Linked DNA regions of Homo sapiens: region 2 is linked to region 1. The links are chromatin contacts, found by Hi-C or POLR2A ChIA-PET in ENCODE. All regions are on one chromosome and are shown on one strand. The core of a region is the stretch at or near the end of the contact, and the rest is flanking DNA. Distances in the headings are between cores, read along the strand shown. Region 1 has its middle 39 kb from the start of MB21D2. Region 2 overlaps MB21D2 (Mab-21 domain containing 2).

Region 1 (7,303 bases), core at 2,059-4,558:
CTGTTGGTGGGACTGTAAACTAGTTCAACCATTGTGGAAGTCAGTGTGGCGATTCCTCAGGGATCTAGAACTAGAAATACCATTTGACCCAGCCATCCCATTACTGGGTATATACCCAAAGGACTATAAATCATGCTGCTATAAAGACACATGCACACGTATGTTTATTGCGGCATTATTCACAATAGCAAAGACTTGGAACCAACCCAAATGTCCAACAATGATGGACTGGATTAAGAAAATGTGGCACATATACACCATGGAATACTATGCAGCCATAAAAAATGATGAGTTCATGTCCTTTGTAGGGACATGGATGAAATTGGAAATCATCATTCTCAGTAAACTATCGCCAAGAACAAAAAACCAAACACTGCATATTCTCACTCATACGTGGGAATTGAACAATGAGAACACATGGACACAGGAAGGGGAACATCACACTCTGGGGACTGTTGTGGGGTGAGGGGAGGGGGGAGGGATAGCACTGGGAGATATACCTAATGCTAGATGACGAGTTAGTGGGTGCAGTGCACCAGCATGGTGCATGTATACATATGTAACTAACCTGCACATTGTGCACATGTACCCTAAAACTTAAAGTATAATAATAATAAATAAATAAATAAAAGAAAAAAATCTCCTTTCATCTTAGTAAATTCTATATAAAGTATTTAAGAATAAACTTGCATCCTCATGAGATACTGAGATATGCTGAGATCCTATCTTATCATTTTGACATTAATTACTAGAAAACTATGAATAAGAAAAATCTGTAACAACAGATGGTTATATGGTTAGACTCTGTGTCCCCACTCAAATCTCACCTTGAACTGTAATAATCCCCACATGTCAAGGGTGGGGCCAGGTGGAGATAATTGATTCATGGGGGCAGTTTCCCCCATACTGTTCTCGTGATGGTGAGTAAGTCTCATGAGATCTGATGGTTTATAAATGGGAGTTCCCCTGCACAAACTCTCTTTCCTGCCACCATGTAAGACATGTTTTTCTTCTCCTTTGCCTTCTAATCACGACTGTGAAGCCTCCCCAGCCATGTGGAACTGTGCGTCCATTAAATCTCTTTCCTTTATAAATTACCCAGTCTCAGGTATGTTTTTATTAGTAGCATAGGAATAGACTAATACAGATGGAGTAGGGCCAGGTTAGGGTAGCAGAAGTCTATGTAAACACAATGAGAGACTTGATGTAACAGAGGAATTTTAGGTGTCCTGGAAGTGTGTTTAAAAGATATCAAAGTCAAAGACTGTACTTTCAGGAGCAGTTCTGCAATGATTGGGCACCTGAGCAGGGTAACTGACAAATCAGCTATTACTGTAGGTACCAGCTAGTTCTCAGCTACAACTGGACTGGTGCTTGATCAGACAAAATGATGCCCACTGATTTGAGCTCAAAAGGATGACACTTACTGAAGATTGATATTCTACCTCAAATCCTTACTTAATGTCAGCAGGGACACAATTCATTTAACCTCGTAAGCGTTGGTAATTTATTATAACATTATTCAAAGCATTTTGCAGGACATTCTTGCCTCCTCCATTTATTTTTGACCCTAGACTGACAGAATCATTTTCTCTATCTTTCTTCCCACGCTCATTCTCCCCTTTCTCTTTCTCTTCCCTCTCGTTCTGAACAGACGGTTTTGATGTCAAGAGCTGGAGAAAGATGTGTACTGGTTGTTACCCGCTACTCAAAAATCAGACCTGAACAGGTAGTCAGGACATATCTTGAGCAATATGGAACCAAATTTTTTTCCCACTAAGTTTAAGCTAATTTTTCCTATGAGTGACAAAGAGGGACATTGATAAAGAAAACCCAAAAGTTACCACCAGAATCCATCTTGAGATCGCATTTTGATGCATTCTTTCCCAAATGTTGAAATGGGTGAATTTTAGAGTTTGACTCCTAGTAACATCTGTGAGAAATATAAATGAGATGTGAAATGAAAATAGTGAAAGGTGAGAGAGAAAAAATTAGGCCTTGAACTAAACAAAAACAGATTAATCAACTTCTAAAAGACGCAGAATGAACACATTTGAGCTACTACCTTGAGCCAGGCAGTGAGATAGGCACCTAATATAGATGAGACAGAGGATACCAAAAAGAATAAAGACTAATAAGTTGTGGCCACTCCCTTCCAAGATAGAACTTGAGCTGGGACTTGAAATATATGGTTTTGACAGTTAGCAAAGTGCAGTGTGGTCAGTCACACCAAAGCAGTAATATGCATATTACACCTGATGTCATAGACTCAAAAATGTAACTTTGACTCTTGATCATTTAGAGGCTGATTACCTAGACAGGTTTATAGTTTTTAGTCATCTTTGAATGTAAGCTTTTCTTTCTCTGTGACAGATTTTCATCATTCCAGGTTTGTACATATTTTGGAAATTTTGTGTAATCTTGAGTACTTTGCTTATTACAGCTAAAACTGGTTCTCCCAGCCAAAGTAATTTCCTCCCTCCTCTGTGCTTCCACAGAACTCTGTTCACACCTTTATAGAGCATAGATTACACTGTATATTAATTATCTGTTCTTTTCTGGCTCCTTCACTAGAATAAGCACTCCTTGCAGAAAGTGATTATATTTTCTTAAGACAGGAAAACATAGTGGTCAGGCTTTGGACTCTCCACTCATTCTTCCCAAGTTCAAATCCCTGCTCCACTATTTCCTATCTTGCTGTAGAACCTTGGCAAGTTATTTGTTAACCTCTCTCTGTTTCAGTTTCTTCCTTTGAATGATAATGAACCTACTTCATGAGGATGTATTGTGAATATTAGATAAATGCGGTACTTTCTACAGTGCTTAGCACATGTGAGGGATCAATAAATGCAGGCTGTTACCCTATAGCCCACAGTTCCTAGCATATGGTAAGTATTTAATACAAGTTCATAGAAATATTAAGTTAACAAATCATTTTACAAGAGCTGCCTACGTTGGGGAATAGTTTTAGTCTACTTTTCCTGCCAAAATTTCCTTTAGATAAAGAAAGAAATCCCCTTTCAGACATTCCGTGATGCTGGAGTGAGTCACTCATTTCCCTTTGGTTTGAGGGGGAAATGACGGTAACTGTTTCTTCCTCATCTTGCCCAGGAACTGCTGGACTCAGCTGAGAACTGAAGACAGGGAGTGACAGTTGAGGTGCAGCTGAAAGGGTCCCTGCCCTTGCAGTTCTCTGCGGGCTGTGAGCACATTGTACATGCTGGTGCTTTACTAAACACTTCACATGTATTAACTCATTTAACTCATACAACAAATCCTTGAGGTTGGTGTTACGAGTTTCATTTCACAATTGAGGAGATTGCAACACAGAGAGTTGACGTAACTGGCTCCAGATCACACAGCTACTAAATGGCAGGGCTGGGATAAGAACAGAGCTGTTACCAGAGTCTGTGCTTGTGGACAGCACCCAAGACTGCCTCCCTGATTACCTTCCTGTCACTGTCTCCCTGTTGTGTGGAAATCCTGTCATGGCAGGTTTTCTTATCTTCCTCTCCAACCAAACTGTGGGACTCTTGATGGTATGGCCCATAACCCCCCTGATTCCCCAGCTCCTGTCTTGGTGCCTCGCACACAGTTAATATACATTGAGGAAATGGATGAATAATTGCACACATTGAAAGCAGAGCTCTAGGCAGAAGATATTTTGTTGGATTTATGTGAAGAGATGGAAAGCAGAGAAATCACGTCTGCATCGGTTTCCTCTAACTGGTTGAGCTCCCAGTAGAAGATGCCTCACCTCTTTTAGATCCAATGGCTCTCAGATGATGAAACTGGAGTCTTCCTCTCCATAACCTTCATCAAAACATTTCAAACAAATCACCAAATAGGAATCATTTAGCTTGCCTTTTCCCACATTAGTTTCAGACTTCCATAAGGGCGTTCACTTCAGGCTCTAAACAGCCCCTTCGCCCATTTATTCCCTCCTGGCATGGTTTAATTTCCCCAAACTTTACCTGCCGTGCTAACTGAGGCTGCATACATCTGCAGAACTCTCCCCAAAGAAACAGTCCTCCACGGATGGAGATATATCACATCTAAGTATTGAGCTTGTGAACGTCTACCAAAAGAAGCTTTCCATACACAGGCCTTCATTTACCCCAGGGATTGAGGTGCTTTTCCTGCCTTGGGTGGCTTCTCTCCACACATCTGAGGGCAGAATTGGACTCTTTACTGAGCTACACTGTTGCCTAAAGATATCATTAAGAATTGAATAAGGGACCAGGCACAGCAGCACATGCCTGTAACCCCAGCAATTTGGGAGGCCGATGCAGGTGGATCACTTGAGCCCAGGAGTTTGAGACCAGCCTGGAAAATATGGCAAAATCCTGTAACTACAAAAAATACAAAAAAATTAGCCAGGTGTGGTGGTGCACCCCTGTTGTCCAAGCTATTCCGGAGGCTGCGATGGGAGAATCACTTAAGCCCAGGAGGCGGAGGTTATAGTGAGCCAAGATTGCATCACTGCACACCAGCCTGGGTGACAGAGTGAGACCCTATCTCAAAAAAAAAAAAAAGAAAAAAGAAAAAAAATTTGTAAAAGGATTAAAGATTGAGTCCAGGATATTTTCCTGAAGAATAAAGTGCAGTTTGTAGCCAGGAATTGGAGTGCTTACAATGGGTTTTCTGTGGGCTCAAATTACATTTTCTCAACAATCTCTGTCACTTCATCTGAGAAATCATCTGAACCATCCCTGCTCAGGTTAAGGTTTTCTTTCTTTCCGAATTCCTATGACCACACAACTGTGACACAGAATTCCCTCCAAACAACATACACATACACACTTACACAAACAGATACACATACATGCACACACACATAGACATGCACACTTACACACAGACACACACACACAGACTGTAATCTGTTCCAAAAGCAGCTAGATCTTAGGGCTCACTCAAGTAATTTTCATACACTTGAACATAAAGCAAAGAAATCGCACAATTTAGTAGTGTGTGCATTCTTTGGGTCACTATATAAGCCATTTCTATCATCTGCTCATCACTCTTCACTAGAGTGAGAACCCCTTCATAAAGTTGAGTTGTTTTAATGCAACATTAAGAAAGTATGTCAGTGTTACTTAATTTATGAAAAAAAGAAAATAGCAATTCACTTCTCTGTTTAAAAAAATTGCCCTGCTCCTCTATGGCTTACTGACAGTAAAAAAATGAAAACGACCTGACCCATTCCTTTCTCCTGGTATCATCAACCTTCTTTTGTTCATCAAATATTTATTGACCCTCAATGTGCAGAGCGCAGATACTGTAATACTTCTTACCTATTATTCTGAATAGCCAACTTGGAGATAGAAGTAAAAGTGAATTCATATTAATAATGAATTAAAACTAATATTCAAGGGAGAGGTTGTACCCTAACAGGAAAATTTAGAAAAACTCATGGGATTATCTATACCAGTAGTTTTCTAAAAATTTCTTTAGCTTCAAAAACTCTTCGCATAAAATTTTAATTGGGAGCTCACTACATCAAATGAAGGTCATATTCTAATTGAGGTGGCTGAACTTGCCAGAGGAGTCAAGATCGGTCAGCATCTTCAGACCACATCATGGAGTGCAGTCGGGTCTAATCCTCTTATCCGTACCCATGAGAAGTTGTGCTCACCTGCTGAATTGCAGGTTCCCTTATTGTAATAGGCTGTCTTTAATGCCATGAATAGTCTATAGACTTTAAACCCTGGAATCCTGACTCCTTGTCCTTGGCCCCATTTGCCAACAAAATGTCTAATTAGGACAACCACTATTCTTCTCAGAATTTAGAGTTTGTGGGTCTGGGCATGGTGGCTCATGCCTATAATCCCAACACTTTGGGGGGCCAAGGCCAGCAGATCACTTGAGCTCAAGAGTTTGAGACCAGCCTAGGCAACATGGTGAAACCCCATCTCTACAAAAGATACAAGAATTAGCTGGGCATGGTGGCATGTGCCTATAGTCCCAGCTACTTGGGAGGCCCAGGCAGGAGGATCACTTGAGCCCAGGAGGCAGAGGTTGCAGTGAGCTGTGATTGCACCACTGCACTCCAGCCTGGATGACAGAGTGAGAGCCTGCCTAAAAAAAAAAAAACAAACAAAACAAACAAACAAAAATTAGAGCATGTGTCTGTGAATCAAGATATCTTCTTGAACCCAGTAGAAAATGTCTATCGTGAAGCATTTTAATGGGACTGGATGACAAAAATAAACAGTTCAATATATGCAACTGAGATAGCTGGCTAGCCATATGCAGAAAAATGAAAATGGACCCCTACCTTTCACTATACATGAAAAATAACTCAAGATGGATTAAAGACTTAAATGTAAGACCTCAAACTATAAGGATACTAGAAGGAAACCCAGGAAACACCATTTTGGACATTGATCTTGGGAAATAATTTGTGACTAAGTCCTCAAAAGCAATGGCAACAAAAGCAAAAATTGACAAATGGAAACTTATGAAACTAAGGAGCTTCTGCACAGCAAAAGAAACTATCACTGGAGTAAACAGACAACTTACAGAGTGGGAGAAAATATTTGCAAACTATGCATCTGACAAAGGTCTAATGTCCAGAATCTATAAGAATATTAAACAATTCAACAAGCAAAAACCAGTAACCCCGTTAAAAAATGGGCAAAGACATGAAAAGACACTTATCAAAAGAAGACATACAAGTGGCCCACAAAACATATGGGAAAATGTTCAATGTCACTAATCATCAGAAAAACGCAAATCAAAACCGCAATGAAATACCATCTCACACCAGTCAAAGTGGCTATTACTAAAAAATAAAAAAGCAACAGACGCTGGCAAGCCTGCAGGGAAAAGGGAATGCTTACACATTGTTGGCGGGAATGTAAATTAGTTCAACCACTATGGAAAACAGATGGGAGATTCTCAAAAAACTTAAAAGCAGAACTACCATTTGACCCAGCAATCTTTTTACTGGTTATATATCCATCAGAAATCATTCTACCCAAAAGACACATGGACTCATATGGGCATCACAGCACTCTTCACAACAGCAAAGATGTGGAATCAACCTACATGCCAATCAACAGTGGACTGGATAAATAAAATGTGGTACATATACACCATGGAATACTATGCAATCATAAAAAAAGAATGAAATCATGTTCTTTGCATCAATGTGGATGCAGCTGGCCACCAATATCCTAACAGAATTAGTGCAGGAACCAAAACCCAAATACCTCGTGTTCCTACCTAGAAGTGGGAGCTAAACATTGAATACTCATGGACACAAAGAAGGCAATAATAGACGCTGGAGACCACTATA
Region 2 (7,303 bases), core at 2,715-5,214, 120 kb after region 1:
GATGCAGACGGCCCAGACTCATTCAGGGATTGTCATTTGGAAACCAGTGAGCGAGAGCCCTTTCCTTGATTCAGGTCTGACAATCAAGGTTTGCTACAGGATTCCTCCATTCGGTTCTCTCCCAGGAGCTCATCTTAATGCCTCTGTGCCGAGGGGCCTCGGAATGATGAACTATTGCAGATCCGCAGCTCGTTCTCCCCTTGAGCTGCGTCTTGTGCTTGGTGGGAAGCCCAGGTGGGACAGGGGTGGAGGATGGCCTGTTCAGGCCTTGAGTGTGACCAGGAGCCGAGACGGAGACATGTTCCAGTGCTGTGGCTGAGACTGATGTGTGCTTTTACTCTTAACAATAGGCATGTTTATGTGGGAATGTCTCTCCATGTTTACAAACTTCAGAAGGCCCCTTTGGGAAAGAAAACCTCTCAGAGAAGAGTAAGTAGCAATGGAGAGCTCTCTCGGGAGGAAACGTGTGGGCTTTCTAGGGTGAAACAAGAACTGCTAATACTTACTCTGGTCAACAGATGCTGACATAGTTCTGGACTCAAACAGGGCATATTTTAAACATGTATTTTTTAGTTCTTCAATGTCATAATCCTGATGTAAAATGGGTTCTTCAAGCATTATGGCCATACCCTGGGTATGGTCTTTGATGTATGCCGTTTGGATGTCTATGCCAAGTGTTTTGGTGTTTTGTATCATCTGCATTTTTTAAGAAGAAAAAAGTACAGATGTCTGAGGTACGTGTTTCTTCCCATGAGCCCTGTTGGAGTACCTCTTCTGACACTAAGTAACTGTGTGACCTTGGGAAAATTAGCTACCAGCATTAAGATGAAAGTCTTTTCTTTAGAGCAAGGAGAAACCTAGGCAGGATGATTGATCCATGTAAACAGTTAAATCTGTTCAGTGTTGTATTAGCTTGCTAAGTCTGCCGTAGCAAAATACCACAGACAGGGTAGCTTAAACAGCAGAAATTTGTTTTCTCACAGTTCTGGAGGCTGGAAGTCTAAGTTCAAGGTGTCAGTAGGTGTGGTTTCTCCTGAGGCCCCTCTCCGTGGCTTGCAGACGGCCGCCTGCTTGCTGTGTCCTCACATGGCCGCCTTCTGTGTTTGTGCACCCTTGTGCATCCAGATATCTCTTCTTATAAGACTACCAGTCAGATTGAATTAGGACTCCCTCTAACAGCCTCATTTTAATTTAATCACTTCTTTAAAGGCTGTATTTCCAAATACAATAATATTCTGAGGTTACTGGGAGTTAGGGCTTCAACATAAGAATTTGTGAGTCCACAACTTAGCCCATAACAAGCACCCAGGCTGCTTTTGTGTGTTAGAGGTCTGGGTGACGCAATGGCTTGGGGTGGGTGCCAGACACCCTTGGGTTTCCGTAGCAAAAGTAAAATAGAGTGAACTCCCTAAAGACATTTGGTCCATTTTCTGCTTTTTCAGAAACATGCTCTGAGATTATCTCTGTTAGGGAGTCACAGAATGCTACCTTCAAGGAATGCCCTCTATTTAATATTAAAGGAAGCTGAGGTCCAGGGAGGGATACAGCTATGTCTATAATTAGATCTCTTGATTTATAACCCAGTTCCATCCACTCAGAAACAAACCAGAGCATATAACCATACTCTCTGACCTCACTATTGCCTCACTCCAACACCTCAGAGACACCCAGCTTAGAAGTGGTGGGACTTTTTTTCATCTCCAGAGAGGGAGGATATGATGGTGCTTCACTGGGAATGTGCTAAGAACATTCTGAAAATAGTGACATCCTGTAATCAAAAGCTTTTTGTCTGAGGGAAGGCCTTTTTTTTTTTTTTCCCCCAATCTTTCTTCTTCTTGATCTTCCAAAGGAGGTCAGGTTTTTCACCATGAATTCTAGGATCAAGGCTAGTAAATCTGTAAGTTGGCAGAGTTTTGTTATATTTAAGCAAAGGTAGAACAGAGACAATAGTAGAAGTGATTCATCTAAATTTTTTAGTTTAATTCCAGAGTTAAGACTGAAAATGATTCTTGATGTCTTAATAAATAGTTTTAGACCAACAGACGGTTAAAATGTTTTAAGAAATTAGATCAAATTGTCATCATTTTTTTCTGGAATCTATAAGTGATTTGGGAATCAGGGCCTAGCATTTTTCTGGATTAAGTGGAATAAAATTTGCAAATGTGCTTGTATGTTTTTAAGACTTTTTTTTTTTTTTTTTTTTTGAGACAGAGTCTCGCTGTGTCGCCCAGGCTGGAGTGCAGTGGTGCGATTTCAGCTCACTGCAAGCTCCACCTCCCAGGTTCACGCCATTCTCTTGCCTCAACCTCCCGAGTAGCTGGGACTACAGGTGCCCGCCACCACACCCAGCTAATTTTTTTGTATTTTTTTGTAGAGACGGTGTTTCACCGTGCTAGCCAGGATGGTCTTGATCTCCTGACCTCGTGAGCTGCCCGCCTCAGCCTCCCAAAGTGCTGGGATTACAGGCTTAAGCCACCGCACCCAGCTTTTTTTTTTTTTTTTTTTTAAAGACACTTTCTAAAGATCCCTGGCCAAATAAAATGTGAACAATCGGCCAGGCGTGGTGGCTCACGCCTGTCATCCCAGCACTTTGGGAGGCTGATGTGAGCTGATCACGAGGTCAAGAGATTGAGACCATCCTGGCCAACATGGTGAAACCCTGTCTCTACTAAAAATACAAAAATTAGCTGGGCATGGTGGCATGCGCCTGTAGTCCCAGCTACTCGGGAGGCTGAGGCAGGAGAATCGCTTGAACCAGGGAGGCAGAGGTTGCAGTGAGCTGAGATCGTGCCACTGCACTCCAGCCTGCGTCAGAGCAAGACTCTGTCTCAAAAAAAAAAAAAAAAAAAAGAACAATCCTCTCAAACATCTGTACCTGTGGTAGAAAGTAATTGTCTGCGCAATTCAAGGAACATTTCAGTCTATCCCAGAAAGAAATTCTGCCAGCATTGCATTTGTGTTCCCAGTTTGTCTTGCTCTCACGGTAGAACAGCTGGCACTTCTTTGTGGTGTTTGGTTTCCTTGTTTTTGTTCCTTGGCTGAGATGTGAAGGACTTGGGAGGGGCTAAGAAACCTCAGGAAGGTCGGAAAAGTAGTGGCAGAAGACACAAAAAGGAGTGGCCCCACAGGAGAAACAGCATGTGCAAAGAGGAGGCATGATAGAAAAGCAGTGGAATGGGGATGAGAAAATCTGGATTTTTGTCTTTTTTCTTTCTTCTTCTTTTTTTTTTTTTTTTTTGATATAACTGGGGAAAATTACTTCCTCAGTCCTCATGTCCTTATTTGCATCATAACTGGATTTGGGTTTTTTTGTTTGTTTTGTTTTGTTTGGTTTTTTTTTTTTGAGATGCAGTCTCGCTTTGTCGTCTGGGCTGGAGTGCAATGGCATGATCTTGGCTCACTGCAACTTCCACTTCCTGGGTTCAAGCGATTCTCCTACATCAGCCTCCTGAGTAGCTGGGACTATAGGTGTGAGCCACCATGCCCGGCCTCATAACTGGATTTGAGTCAGAGAATCTGAGGGACCTCAGTGTTGCTGAACTCGATTCATTCATTCACACAAATTGGCAGAGTACCTGCCATGTACCATGTACCTGCAGTGTGATTGGTCCTGCAATTCAAAGATGAATGAACTGAGATCGTTGACCTCAAGCTGCTTGGTTCAGTAGCAGAGACAGACATATGAGACAACCATTTGTGATGCCATATTGTGAGTGTCATGGGAATACAGGGGAGGATGGGATTAGCCTTGATGGAAAGAGAGGGAAGTCTGCAGGACTCAACAGAGGAAAAGACCTTTCCCTAGAAGGAGAAGAGGGTGAAGTTAGCCTGGGCAGCCAGGCTGGTAGGAGAAGAATCATAGAGATTGAAAAACTTCATTGCAACAACAGCGAGTAACACTATCCCACGCTCTAAAGTATTGACAACTTAGTCATGTCCTTTTGAGACACTACGTGCACCCAGAGTTCTAGGGTTGTTCTGAAGGTTGATTATGGAAACCCTTGCCCCACGTCTCCTTGCTCTGTAAGGCTGGAAAAGCATAGAATCTATTTTTGTGCTCTGACTTCGTAGCCCATCTGTCAGAAAATGCCCTTTTCACAGCAGGGTCCTAGTGACTTAATTATTGTTTGTGGAATATTTAGAAGTTTAGGTCAAGGATGAATTTCTGTTGCGAAACTGAAGGCACACAAATGAGATGTTTAAAAATGAAGTGGAAGTTTTTTGTTTTTGTTTTGTTTTTGCAGAAAAAAGATTTTTAATGGCTTGAATGTGCTGCCATAGTTGCGTCAGATTGTCAGAAAATTATGTTGTACATCTGAGAGAGAAAAGAAGAGCCTTTTGAGGAGCTGCGCTAAAATTATTTTTTGTTTAGTCTCTTAACTCTTTGGCTTGAATGAGTCATTGACTTTCCTTGCCAAGATAGGGTTAGCATTTGTTTTGTGTTTTAAAAGCAGGCCAAGGGATTGCCACGAGGGGAGACAACCTGAGCAACTGAAGGAAGAATTGCTAGAAATTGTGTTACAGTTGTTTAGTCTGAATGTGATTAGAAACAACAACAAAAATGACCTAACATTATTGACTTCAAAATTTGTTTTCTGCTTTCTTCCAAAAAAAAAAAGGTCTAAAGGAAAAAGATTTTACTATAATGTGTCCATTAAAATACAGGGCAAAGCTAACATCTCACAGGAAATGTTTTATTTGACATAGGTAGATAGCTATTGTTTGAGGGCATAAATTTTAGATAAAAGATTCCTGGCAGTCTATGCAAAAAAGGAAAATATGGTTGCCTAGCAACTTTTATTGATTGATTTAAAAGAGACAGGTCTGTCAGTAGATGTACTCTTCCCCCCGGTCCCCTTTTTCTTTTCCAGGCAGAGTTTCATTCTGTTGCCCAGGCTGGAGTGCAGTGGCTCGATCTCTCGGCTCACTGCAACCTCCGCCTCCCGGGTCCAAGTGATTCTCCTGCCCCAGCCTCCCGAGTAGCTGGGACTACAGGCACACGCCACCACGTCCAGCTAATTTTTGTATTTTTAGTAGCGATGGGGTTTCACCATGTTGGCCAGGCTGGTCTCAATCTCTTGACCTCGTGATCCGCCCGCCTCAGCCTCTCAAGGTGCTGGGATTACAGGCGTGACCCACCGCACCTGGCGAGACATACTCTTTCATATCCTTATTATGCAGATTTTTAAATATTATAAACATTGAATAGTGTAATTTGCCATCACTTAAGTAAGTTTTCCAGCTGATGATAAACTTTACTTGGTAAGACAAGTTTTTTGCATTGGCCTTCAGTAAAATCTTTCACTTAGTTGAAAGCATTTTTATATGGGGAGGAGATGTAACTAAGGCAATCTAGGTTTGTGATTTTCTATTACAGTTTGATCCAAGAAAAAATATCAGTAAGTGTGTCAATATTATCTTGTTTAGATCAGTGTTTTGAAACTTGTGTGTTCGTAAGAACTGCCTGGGGCCCTTGTTAAAATACAGATTCCAATGCCAGCTGCAGATTTACTGAATCAGAGTCTCTAGGCAAGGGGCCTGGGTGTGTATTTATCAAAGGCACCAAGTGATTTCTTATGCTCAAACAGGTTTAAGGAACACTGCTGTGGATGGTTCTCCTTGACTGTTTTTTTTCCTCTCAGCTGGGCTTTGTAGCAGTCATTTTGAGTATAAATTGTGATAGGAGCCTGAGGCAATAGCATTAAAAGTGAGTTGGCAAAGCCCAGCAGAGCCAGTTTAATTAGCTAGTTTGGATAACTGTAATGTCATTTCCCCTTCTCAAGCTGTGGTGCTTCAGGATGCTGCCCATCAAGTTCCTTCATCCTTCCAGTCTTTTCATCTGTTATTCCATTGATCCTTACACCATCTCTGTGTAGTGGACAGAACAAGTATAATAATTGTATTTCATTGATTTTTTTAAGATGCTCCCCTTTCTCACAATTGTACATCCCTAATAATAGTAGGCACCTTAGAATCGATTGTCTGAATTTGAATATTTTTCACTATTCTAGTGATTTGTAAAGCAACGGTGCATCTTATATCCAAAAGTGTTGAAGATTTGATGAACTGCCATGGCTCCTTTCACAGATGAGTCATCTGAGATACTAAGAAGGTGACGTGACTATGGAAAATTGCTACTAGTTGAGAAAACCCAGTCTCAGATCCATCTTTCTGTTCTTGTACTAGTTTGCTGCTGCTGAGTAAACAATTATTCCAAAACTTAGTGGCTTAAAACAACATTAAGCATTTATGATCTCACAGTTTCTTGGAGTCAGGCATCTAGGAGTGGTGTAGTTGAGTAGTTCTGGTTTGTGGTCTCTCATGAGGTTGCAGGGCTGAAATCATCTAAAATTTGACTGGGGCTAGAGTTTCCACCGGACTCACATGGCTGGGAAGTTGGTGCTGCAGTTGGGAGGCCTCGGCTCATCCCCATGTGGGCGTCTCCACAAGGTTCCTTTGAAGTGCTGCGACATAGTGACTGGCTTCCACCCAAGCATGTGATCCAAGGAACCAAGGCAAGAAAAGGTTGCAGTGTCTTTATGACCTAGCTTCAGAAGTCTCATACTATCACGTTTACCTATTTGATTTGCCACACAGACCAACCCTCATTCAGTGTTTGAGGGGACTACGCAAGGGTATGGGTATCAGGAGGATCACTGGGTGTGGGCTGTTTCCTTGAGACCACACAGCCTTTTTGACATAGTTTTGTCCTTATTAGCTTGACCATCTCATACCCATAGGTCGGTTCTTAAATTGAATACATGGAAACTCCCTGTGATTTCTGTTCCTTTCTAGCACATGTAGAACTTTAACATGCCTACAGATCCACTGGATCTTCTGTTAAAGCACAGATTCTGATTCATTAGGTCCCAAATGCAGGCTGAGATTCTTCATGCTAGCGAGCAGATGATGCCTTTGCTCCTGGGCCATGAACAACACGTTGAGTGGCAAAATGAACAGACAGGCAGGCTTCCAATAGCACTATCTCTAGGGTTGCACTGCAACCAAAACTCCTTTCTCCTTCTCAAGATGTACTTGCCTCCTCCTTTTCTTTTGCAGAGAGATAACTGGTTTGGGGAGAAGTAACCAGAGAAACAGAGGAGGCTGCCTCATGAAGTTGGTTTGCAGAAAGGGGTGTATGAAGCAGATAAGAGCCATGCATTATTAGGTAGGCAGATTACTGCAGCTGTGAGTGTGTTCATAGTGAAGGTCAGGTTTCAGACAGCAACAGCTGGGTGCTCAAAATGGTGAGGTAATTAGCTTGCAGGGGGTGGGGGTGCGGAATGGAACCTAAACAGTGCTT

The links. Hi-C counts contacts between places; a loop is a spot of excess contacts on that map. ChIA-PET counts read pairs that join two places held with the same protein, here RNA polymerase II (POLR2A). Pooled maps may share reads with other maps.
Region 2: a loop to region 1 is called in a pooled map, with 6 times the contacts of the local background. The contact joins two enhancer-like sites. A Hi-C loop is called at or near these places in 6 of 50 pooled maps. POLR2A ChIA-PET finds 5 or more read pairs at or near these places in 2 of 52 experiments (activated T-cell and endothelial cell of umbilical vein).

Annotation. Positions count from the first base shown.
Region 1 is chr3:192,953,621-192,960,923 of GRCh38, reverse strand. No RefSeq gene overlaps it. Among named protein-coding and RNA genes, the nearest start is that of MB21D2, 39 kb to the right of the region's middle. Within about 2 kb of position 3,308, at least 13 of the 41 ENCODE cell types and tissues checked have a DNase peak (open chromatin) inside an H3K27ac peak, as active enhancers do.
Region 2 is chr3:192,830,357-192,837,659 of GRCh38, reverse strand. All of the region lies in intron 1 of MB21D2 (Mab-21 domain containing 2), which reads left to right. Among named protein-coding and RNA genes, the nearest start is that of MB21D2, 84 kb to the left of the region's middle. RefSeq lists enhancers at 379-428, 6,323-6,522. Within about 2 kb of position 3,964, at least 4 of the 41 ENCODE cell types and tissues checked have a DNase peak (open chromatin) inside an H3K27ac peak, as active enhancers do.